2 separate regions of the Homo sapiens genome follow, and region 1 is linked to region 2. Evidence: read pairs that join two places in POLR2A ChIA-PET (ENCODE). Cell type or tissue: Panc1. All regions are shown on one strand. Links, peaks and the distances in the headings refer to the core of each region. The heading gives the core; the rest is flanking DNA. Region 1 holds the start of CHRM1 (cholinergic receptor muscarinic 1). Region 2 has its middle 3.1 kb from the start of SLC22A8.

Evidence for each region. Peaks named below come from ENCODE experiments on the same cell type or tissue, not always from the same donor. Only the 100,000 strongest peaks of a DNase experiment are listed, where the experiment ranks them.
Region 1: POLR2A ChIA-PET joins it to region 2 with 8 read pairs; 5 of 35 experiments call an interaction of 5 or more read pairs at or near these places.

The regions. Positions count from the first base shown.
Region 1 is chr11:62,918,550-62,922,928 of GRCh38, reverse strand. It overlaps CHRM1 (cholinergic receptor muscarinic 1), which reads left to right and starts at 1,566. Exons shown (of 2, transcript NM_000738.3): 1 at 1,566-1,711. It overlaps LOC105369333 (a long non-coding RNA gene), which reads right to left and starts at 2,769. Exons shown (of 5, transcript XR_002957251.2): 1 at 2,488-2,769. RefSeq lists an enhancer at 708-1,242. In Panc1, for the core only: no CTCF peak of the experiment used is centred there; no DNase peak of the experiment used is centred there; H3K4me3 peaks cover 400 bases; H3K27me3 peaks cover 195 bases.
Region 2 is chr11:63,016,708-63,021,086 of GRCh38, reverse strand. No RefSeq gene overlaps it. Among named protein-coding and RNA genes, the nearest start is that of SLC22A8, 3.1 kb to the right of the region's middle. RefSeq lists a silencer at 273-459 and enhancers at 225-806, 3,197-3,696. In Panc1, for the core only: a CTCF peak has its summit at 267 (motif pointing right); no DNase peak of the experiment used is centred there.

The DNA of each region.
Region 1 (4,379 bases), core at 310-4,309, 98 kb after region 2:
CATTGGCCAACTGGGCTCCTGGGTGAGAAAGCCCCAGGTTACCCTCAGGCACCAGCATTGGCGGGGTTGTGGGGGCGGGGGGCGGCGCTTGGTGGGGAAATGAGTAGGGGAAACCCCTGCCCCAGACTCCAGAGCCCTGGGCTTAGAGCCAAGTGACCTGAGCCCAAACACCTGCCCACCACATGCTAATCATACCTCTGCTCTTCAGATTTCTCACCTACAAAATGGGGATAATTGATGCTCCCATTCCTTCCCACCTCTCACCCCAAGACTTCGACACAGCCCAGTGGGCAAAGAACACAGCAGCCCCAGAAGGCAGTCCCTGCAGCCTCCAACTCTCCTCCCCAGTCAGCTCCCGGGGAGGTCTCTAGGGCCAAACAGAGGCGGTGCAGGACCCACATCTCTAGGGCAAACGGCCCCCCAGGGGTTCTATCTCTGAGGAAGCTCAACACAGAAGTCCAGACCAGCCTGGCAGGGAGGGATGCTGGCCTCACCCAGTAGGGCTGAGGGAGATTGGGAGGAGGGCTCATCTCCTCCCAGGTACACACCTGTGAGCCCTGAGTGGGAGTCAGGGGAGACAGAGCTTGACAAGCTGGGAGGAGAGCTGTCTGTCTGCCTGTCTGTCTTCCAAGTGGAAGCTTGGGGTGGAGCAGGCAGGTAGAGGCTGCCTCACTTGTCAGAATTAGCAAGTTCCACAGTTGGGCAACACTCAGCCACACATCAGATACAGACACACGTGTGCACACGCGTCCTGCCTCCAGACTGATAGGGTCACACCTGCACTTACACAGGCTGCATGGTGACATGAGTACACAGGGACACACATATGCAAGGCACTCAGCCGCACATGGGGCAGGCACCTGGCCCTCTACTCATCCCCGAAAAGCAGACACCCATATACCCTCACAACAGGCTATGCATAGCCCAATGCTAGCGCACACAGCCCAGCATGCGGGCACGTTCACTCAGCCCCCGGGCGGGTGCGCCAGCCCTCTGGGTCTGTTCCAAGTTGGAGCCTCTCACGTGAGGCCCAATGTGTCATTTCCAAACAGAAGGAATCTAGCTCTCTCACAGCAGGGAGGAAGAGCAGGGTGTGTAGTTGGGTGGGTGGGTGCGTGGGCATGTGCAGGGGGGAGGGCGTGTGTGCGAGGGAAGCAGGCATGTGAATACCAGGGCATGTGTGTTGGGGCATGGTGCACAGGGGCTGGGGGCTCTAAGGTTGGGTGGGGGGAGGAGCCCAAGGAAACAGTGTGCCTTTGTGAGGGTGTGTGTGCCGCCGGGTCTGTGCAGTGGGTGTGGGTGTTTGTCTCCCTGTATCCGCCTTCTCTCCCGTCCGGGACTTTTAGCCTTCCTGGGCTCGCCTTCCTCATGTCCTTTCTCCTCCCTCTTGGGGCTCAAATTGGGTGCCCTGGTGAAGGAGGGGGGCACACTCCAGAACCTAGTCCAACCCCAGACGCTGCCTGAGGCTTCCCTCCAGCTCCCCTCCCTTCCTTTTCTCCCTTTCCTCCCTCCCTCTCTTTCCCTTTCTCCCTCCCCGCTAAGGCTGGCGTGCCAGGGGGTGGGACATGCCAATCACTGGCTGTGCCTCTCCCGCTGCCAGCACAGGGCGCAGCTCCCCCTGGGAGCCAGGTGTTTGGGTCCCTGGAGACGCCGCAGGCCCCCAGGGAGGCAGTGGGGCTGAGGACCCTACAGACCCCTCTTCAGCCCCGTGGTGAGTACATTTGGGAGGGCTTGGGAGGGGCTGCACTAAGGTAGAGGGTAGGAGGGTCCTGGGGAGCGGGGGAGGGCAGGGATCAGGATGAGATGGAAATAGGGATGGACTCACAGAGATAGGAGGAGGCCAGGGAGGGGTCTAGAGGGCAAGGGGGCTCTGTAGCATTGAACACTGACTGCTCCAAACACTCGGCCTCCTGGCTTTGAGTGGATATAGCTGATGTTTTTCTGGGCTTCTGCTGGCAGAGGAGATGGAGATCCCCCTCAGGAAACTGGACCTGAGGCCCAGAAGGGATTAGGCTGCCTGGTAGCAAGCAGAACCCCCAACACCCTAGGGGCAGAGTGGGAAGGGCAAAGGGCCAGGAAGCAGCCCTTGCCACCAGCATCCTGTGGGAGGTTGACCCCCATCTTGATGGGGGTGCCAGTCCCAGAACCTCCTGTCCTCCCTCAGGGCACCCTGAAACCCACCACCCCCGTCCACCTCAGCTCCCCCAAGATGGACTGAATCAGGCTGCTGGCCAGATAGAGAAGCTAGAAGCCAAGGTGGGTGTCAGGCCAGAAGCCAGCAGGAGACCAGGCAAAGAGCCCCAGGGCTCTTTGGGGACAAATGGGCATGTGGGTGGCCACACTAGCCAGGGAAGGTGGCCCTGACGTGCGCAGGGGCCCAGAGGACCCTCCTTATGTTTCTAGTATCTTGGGCTCCCGCAGGGTGGGTCTCAGTCCTATATCCAGGCAATGCATGGATACCAATGGGCACCCACGCCAGGTACTCACCCCAGTGCCCGCAGACTGCACAACATGGGGATGGGCTAGGGGCCAGGAACTCTGATGCTTGTAGAGTTGTCAGCTCCTGGGCAGGCCAGCTGGGGAGGGGGTCGTCAGCTCTCATTAGGTCATCCAGACATGTGCAGCTTAGAGGTTATCAGAGCCAATGGAGAGGGGTTCACATCTTTGCACAAAACACACCTGCAGCTCCACCCAGACTGACCCAAGACCCCTGCCCAACTGGCTGGAAGGAGTCAGGCAGTCTCCAGTAGCCAGACAGTCTCCTTTCTCAGGGTAATCAGCTGTTCAGTGGGCTGTCAGATGAGAGTTCTCTGCCCTCTGACCTCAGCCACCAGGCAAGCTGCAGTCGCTATCGCGGCTGAGATATGAAAGGGAAGGAGATAGTGAAATGGGCTGCAGAAGATGTGGGTCTTGGCTCGCAGCTGACAGCTGGCGGTTGGAGTTCTGAGAACTGGATTCTGAAGTGTAATGGGGAGTCCAAAGTGTCAAGAAGGGGCTAACCAGAGGTCATGTCAGACCTAGAAAGGAGGCTTTCTATTGTATGGAGGGACTGAGGCTGAGAAAGGGAAAGGGACATGCTCATGGTCGGAGAAGGGATATGTAGGGATCCAGCTGGGGCTCGGACCCCTTCTCCGCATCCTCAGCACAACACTGCGCTGCCGCCTCCATGAGCAGGAAGATGGGGTGGGAGAGCAGGGGGCGCAGTAAGCTCTGAGACGCAGAAGCTTGGGCTCCCAGCAGGCGGGGAGAGGTGGGTGAATTGCGCTGGGTTTCTGCTCTGCTGTGGTGCCATGGTGATGCCTACAAGGATGGAGGAGGGAGGGAGAGAGAAGAAAGGAAATGAGGAGGAGAGTGCAAGGAGCCAGGAGCAGGGGGCTTGCGGAGAGGAGGATGAGGGACCCAGAACCTCTGATGCCACACTGGCAGAGTGAGGTCTAGGGTCCAGCTGCTCATGCCCAGGCTCTGTCATGGTCTGGCCAAAGTCAGGCAACTGCTTAAGATCCATCATGGGTGAGCAAATTTGGCAGTGATTCTAGGGCTGATGCTTCTCTTCCAGCTAAGCAGTGTGTTTCATGTAGCATTTAACTGATGGCTGCTGCCCTCCACAAGACTAGTTGGCCCTCCCAATGGCAACTGTTGAGCCTTAAAAATGTGATAAATTCTGTTTACTCCCTCATTCTCAAAGCCAGACATCAGGGGTGGAAGTTTTGTGCACCTTAATGGGTCAAGAGCTGCTGTCAAAGAAAAGTTAACCCCGAGGGGAGAGCTGCCTCGTATGGGCTGGCTTCTGGGGTCAGGCCCTAGCAGAAGGGATCAGTGAGTAGACCTGGCCAGAAGGAGCGCCCTCCTCATTGCATATGTGAGGCCTCAGGTGCCCAACCCCACAGCCCCCTCCACATACCTCCCACTCCCCAATGTTATCCCCTCTTCCTAACCAGGACTCTACCAGCTTCCAGGCCCAGAATCACAAGATGGCTCCGCTCCTCCCTCCTAAATATCTTCCCCAGCATCCCCTCATTCCCTCCCTCCCCTTCTGTACTCTTTGGCCAGCGGTACGTTCAGAAAAGCCTGGTGTTCAGGAATCCCTCTCCCCATTTCCCTTTCCCTGCCTCCCCCAGTGGTTCTCTCCACTCCCAGTTGCTCTCACAAGCCAGATCCCCAGCCCCTAGGGATTGGTCCTGGGCGCTGGGAGTCAACAGTCTGGCCTGCTGTAATAAAGGCTCTGACCTCATCCCTTAACCCTTTGAGCCCAGGCTAACATTCTCCTCTCCCCAGTGACAAATGCTTTGGCACGTCCATGTCTGTCCTGGCACCTCACTTAGCTTCCCTGCAGCCGGGTGAGGCAGGGTTTCCTTGGTCCACTTTACAGACAAGGATGC
Region 2 (4,379 bases), core at 96-4,095:
AGTTGGCCAACCCTGGCTTAAGACATCGGATGAACAGAAAGCCGTGCTGGGACATGGGGACAGTGGCATGTGTCCCCTCCGCCTGCTGCTAAGGAGCGTCAGCCTGGGGTCCCGCCCTCCAGTTCTTAGGCAGGTGTCTGGTGTGAGGAAGCTCCGGGATCCACATAATCCGTTCCCTGCGCTGGGTTCTTTGCCAGGTGGCGCGAGGGCTCCAAAATGCAGCCACACCCTCCTGAGGAAACAGGTGCCGTTCCGGTGCACACCAGAAGGGGGCGACTCTCCCGACCGTGCCTTCAGAGCTGCCCATGAGGACATTTCCTAGCCTTGCCCTGGCAGCTGGAGCACAGCCCTCAGAGCGTCCTGTGTCCCTGCACTGTGCCACTTAGGGTGGCAGCTGAGACCCAGGCTGCCTGGCAACATGATGGGCTTGACCAGAATTAGTTGGGCCAGGGCTGCCTCCAAGGGCCCAGGGAGGGCCTCAAGAAGCCCACCCACATGGAAGGGCTTTCGGCCCGTGCCCCAGGAGCTGGAGAACACTCCTCCTGTTCTGGCCTCTCTTCCTCCTCCTCTTCTGGGAGTGTCGGGCCTTGCTGAGGCCTGTGCCCTCAGGGCTGACCCTGTAATTAAATACTGTGTGCCCAACACTGGGCTCAGGCTTTATACACTTTTATTTAAAACCCCAACAATCCCATAGGTAGGTTTTATTCCCCGTTTTGCAGTTACAAGTGATGAAACTGAGGCTTAGGCGGGCATCACTACGCAGCTAACAAGACGTAGAGTCGAGATTCAAATTCAGGCTTGTGCAGCTGGGCACGGTGGCTCATGCCTGTAATCCCAGCACTCTGGGAGGCCAAGGCAGGTGGATCACCTGAGGTCAGGAGTTCGAGACCAGCCTGACCAACATGGAGAAACCCCCGTCTCTACTAAAAATACAAAATTAGCTGGGCATGGTGGCGCATGCCTGTAATCCTAGCTACTCGGGAGGCTGAGGCAGGAGAATCACTGGAACCTGGGAGACGGAGGTTGTGGTGAGCGGAGATTGAGCCATTGCACTCCAGCCTGGGCAACAAGAGCAAGACTCCCCCTCAAAAAAAGAAAAAAATTCAGGCCTGCAGAATCCTCATTCCCTGAACTGCCTCACTCCCATAAAGGAAACTTTAGAATCAGCCTGTGAAGGGAGAGAGAGATTGGGGTTTGAGGGCAGAGGACATCCCATGGCAGGTCAAGCCTGAAACCACCATACAGAGGCCACCAAATCTGTTAGAACCACCCAAGCACAGGGGCTGAATCTGGAGTCCCTAATAAGTCACTGACGAAGCCACGGGCTGAGAGGCCCCCAGTCAGCCACCAGAGAGGAATAGCTCCTGGCCCTTGGGAATTTACGGAATGTCTCGCCATCCCTGCCAGGGACTGCAGTCTGGGGAGCAGGACAGGGGCCCACACGTGCTGCAGAACTGCCTGGAACCACCCTGGAGAGGGTGGTGAGTGGGCAGCCAGCAGGCAGCAGCCACAGCAGGAGCAGGGGCACAAATGGCCCCATGGAAGTTTCATGATGGGTGAGAGACCCAGAATCTGCCCAAAGTAAGGCTAGGCACCACTGAGTGTGACTCGGTGAGCCCCTGGAGCCTCACGGGTCACAAGCCTCAGGAGCTTCCCCACTCCCACCCCCAGGAGGACAGAGAAGCCCAGGGGATTATCGGCCCCTCTGAGACTATCGCAGAGATGTCCCAGCCCCTGAGACCAAGGCCACCACCCTGGATGGAAGAGAAATTCTGCCCAAGCTGCTTCATCCATTTTACCTCCCATTTCCCCCCAACACACCTTACACTCACATCCCTGGGTTGGCAGGTCCCTCTCCGGTTTTATCTTTTGATCCCCACCCTCCACATCCAAGTTCAGTGTAAAGGCCACCTTCTCCAGGCAGCCCACCCTGATCCCATTCCCCAAACCTGGTCATTATTACCCTCTCCTTTGACCCCTGGAATGTATGGACTTCTCCCATGACATTGAGGTCATCTCCTTCATGCTGTGATTGTTTCTGGGTGGCTGCCTCCTCTGAGGCTGGAGGGTAGGGCAGGCACCATAGCTCCTAGAACGGGGCCTCAGATATACAAGCCCATGGCGCACATTGGATGGAGGGAGGGATGGATGGATGAATGAACGGATGGACAGATGAATGGGCAGATGGACAGACAAATGAGTGAGCAGCTAGGAGGGTTGATGGCCCACAGAAAGTTCCATGAGGCCACCTGGAATTGTCCAGAATGCCCAGACTCACCTACTGCTTCTGAAGATAAGACTTGTCATAGCTCCTCCCCTGCCTGAGTGAATTTAAGACTTCAAAGAGTGTCCACTGTGTGGAGGTGCCAGGGAAGCGGGGAATCAGGCCAGTGCTGCTCCCCTCCCTGCACCTCAGTTTCCCATAGATAAGATGAGAATGTCGGACTAGATGATTTCATAGGCCCTTCCAGCTCAAAACACAGGTCCATGCCAGGACCCAGCAGAGAACAGGGGAGACTGAACCCAGGTCAGCTTAAAGGAGCCCCTGGAAGAGTTCAGAGAAAAGATGAAAAGAGAGAAGGTGGGAGGAGGAAGGGTGGGAGTGGGGAGAGAGGGAAGGAGAAAAAGAGAAAGAAAATCTATTTCCATATCCCAAATTAAAAATGCATCTAGCATGTAAGATTTCCCAAATTTATAGTGTCTTTAAAAAAAAAAAGTTAATTTGAACATATTGAATTTAGGATCACAGCATGTAAAAAGTGATAGATCCCCCAATAAGGTGGATTTGACTTGGGGAGGGACTGCCTGGGGCAGAGAATCCCAAAGGGAAGGATGAAGCGTGTGGGATGGGAGAGGAAGGGTGACGGAGGGAGAGGTAGGGTGACGGAGGGAGAGGTAGCGTGACGGAGGCAGGGCTCTTCTGGTCACTTTCTCTCCCACTTTAGCTGAAGCATCCCCCCACACCCACAGTCCCCACTTTAGCCAGAGCACCTCTATTGTCTGCTTTATACATTGATCTTATGAACCCAATATATTGTTTGAATAAAAGGTTTCTGGTGCTTTTTTTTAAAAAGCCACTTAACTAATGAAGAGAAACAAGAGGCACAGAGAGAGTGATTTGTCCAAGGTCATATAACAAGTGCATCACACAATTCCTGATATCACTAATCCAATCACATCCATTAGGGGTTGGGGGGCGCTGCCCGGATGCAGCTGCCCCTGGCTGGGCAGTTCAGATATGTATACTCTGGCTTAACTCCAGCAGCCTCAGCGGGGAGTCACCAGGCTCCTTTAAACAACATTCCACTAGGACAGGAACAGATGGATAACCCAAGCCAATTAGGAACCAGAAAATCTCCAAGAGGCCAAATGCCCAGAACAGGGGGAGCTCAGGGCGGCAGCCCAGCTCACTGCAAGCCTCACAGTCGAAAATCTTCCTAAAACAACCCCTTGGCTGCCTTGGAGCATAATTTAATCTTCCTTTGATGACTCCAGATCTCGCCCTGCCTCAGGCCACTCTGAGAACATCAATAACTGCTGGGCCCAGGTGGGAAGCCGAGGGGCAGGGCTGGACCCAGGTTGACCAGCTGACCCTGCCCTGCGGTAGGAGGGAAGCTCAGTCTGGACCCTGGGGGCTGGATACTGCCTTGGTGGAGAGGGGGGCCCAGGAGGAGAATGGAAAGCCCTCCCCAACCAAGAAGGGGAGCCCTAAAGGGGCCCCTCCCTAGCCCCTAGAGCAGGTGGGAAGGGGCAGCTCCCAGGGGTTTCTGGAGGTAGGAACAGAGAGGTAAAGGCAGGCAGGAGTGATGTTGAAGACCAGCCTAGGTGACTTTTTTTTTTTTTTTTTTGAGACGTAGTCTTGCTCTGTCACCGAGGCTGGAGTGCAGTGGCACGATCTTGGCTCACTGCAACCTCTGCCTCCTGGGTTCCAGTGATTCTCCTGCCTCAGCTTCCCAAGTAGCTGGGACTATAGGCGCGTGCCACATGCCTGGCTAATTTTTGTATTTTTAGTAGAGATGGGGTTTCACCATATTGGCCAGGCTGGTCTGGAACTCCTGACCTCGTGACCCACCCACCTTGGCCTCCCAGACTGCTGGGATTACAGGCTTGAGCCACCCCGCCCAGACCTCTAGGTGGCTCTTTAAGGGAGAGGCAATATATTAATAGTACAGTGCCCCCATAGGCTTCGTAGAGAATGTTGGTTCTAAGGGAGGGAATAGGCTTAGGGCCACCCTGCCCCTGCCCTGTGCTTCCTGGCTGGGGGATGGTGAGGAGGTCACTTAATCTCCCTTTGCCTCAGTTCCCTAATTATTAATGCTAGACTAGTCACAGGGCTGCCGTGAGGGTTAAAAGAGCCTAATGTTGGTGGCTAGAAGTTG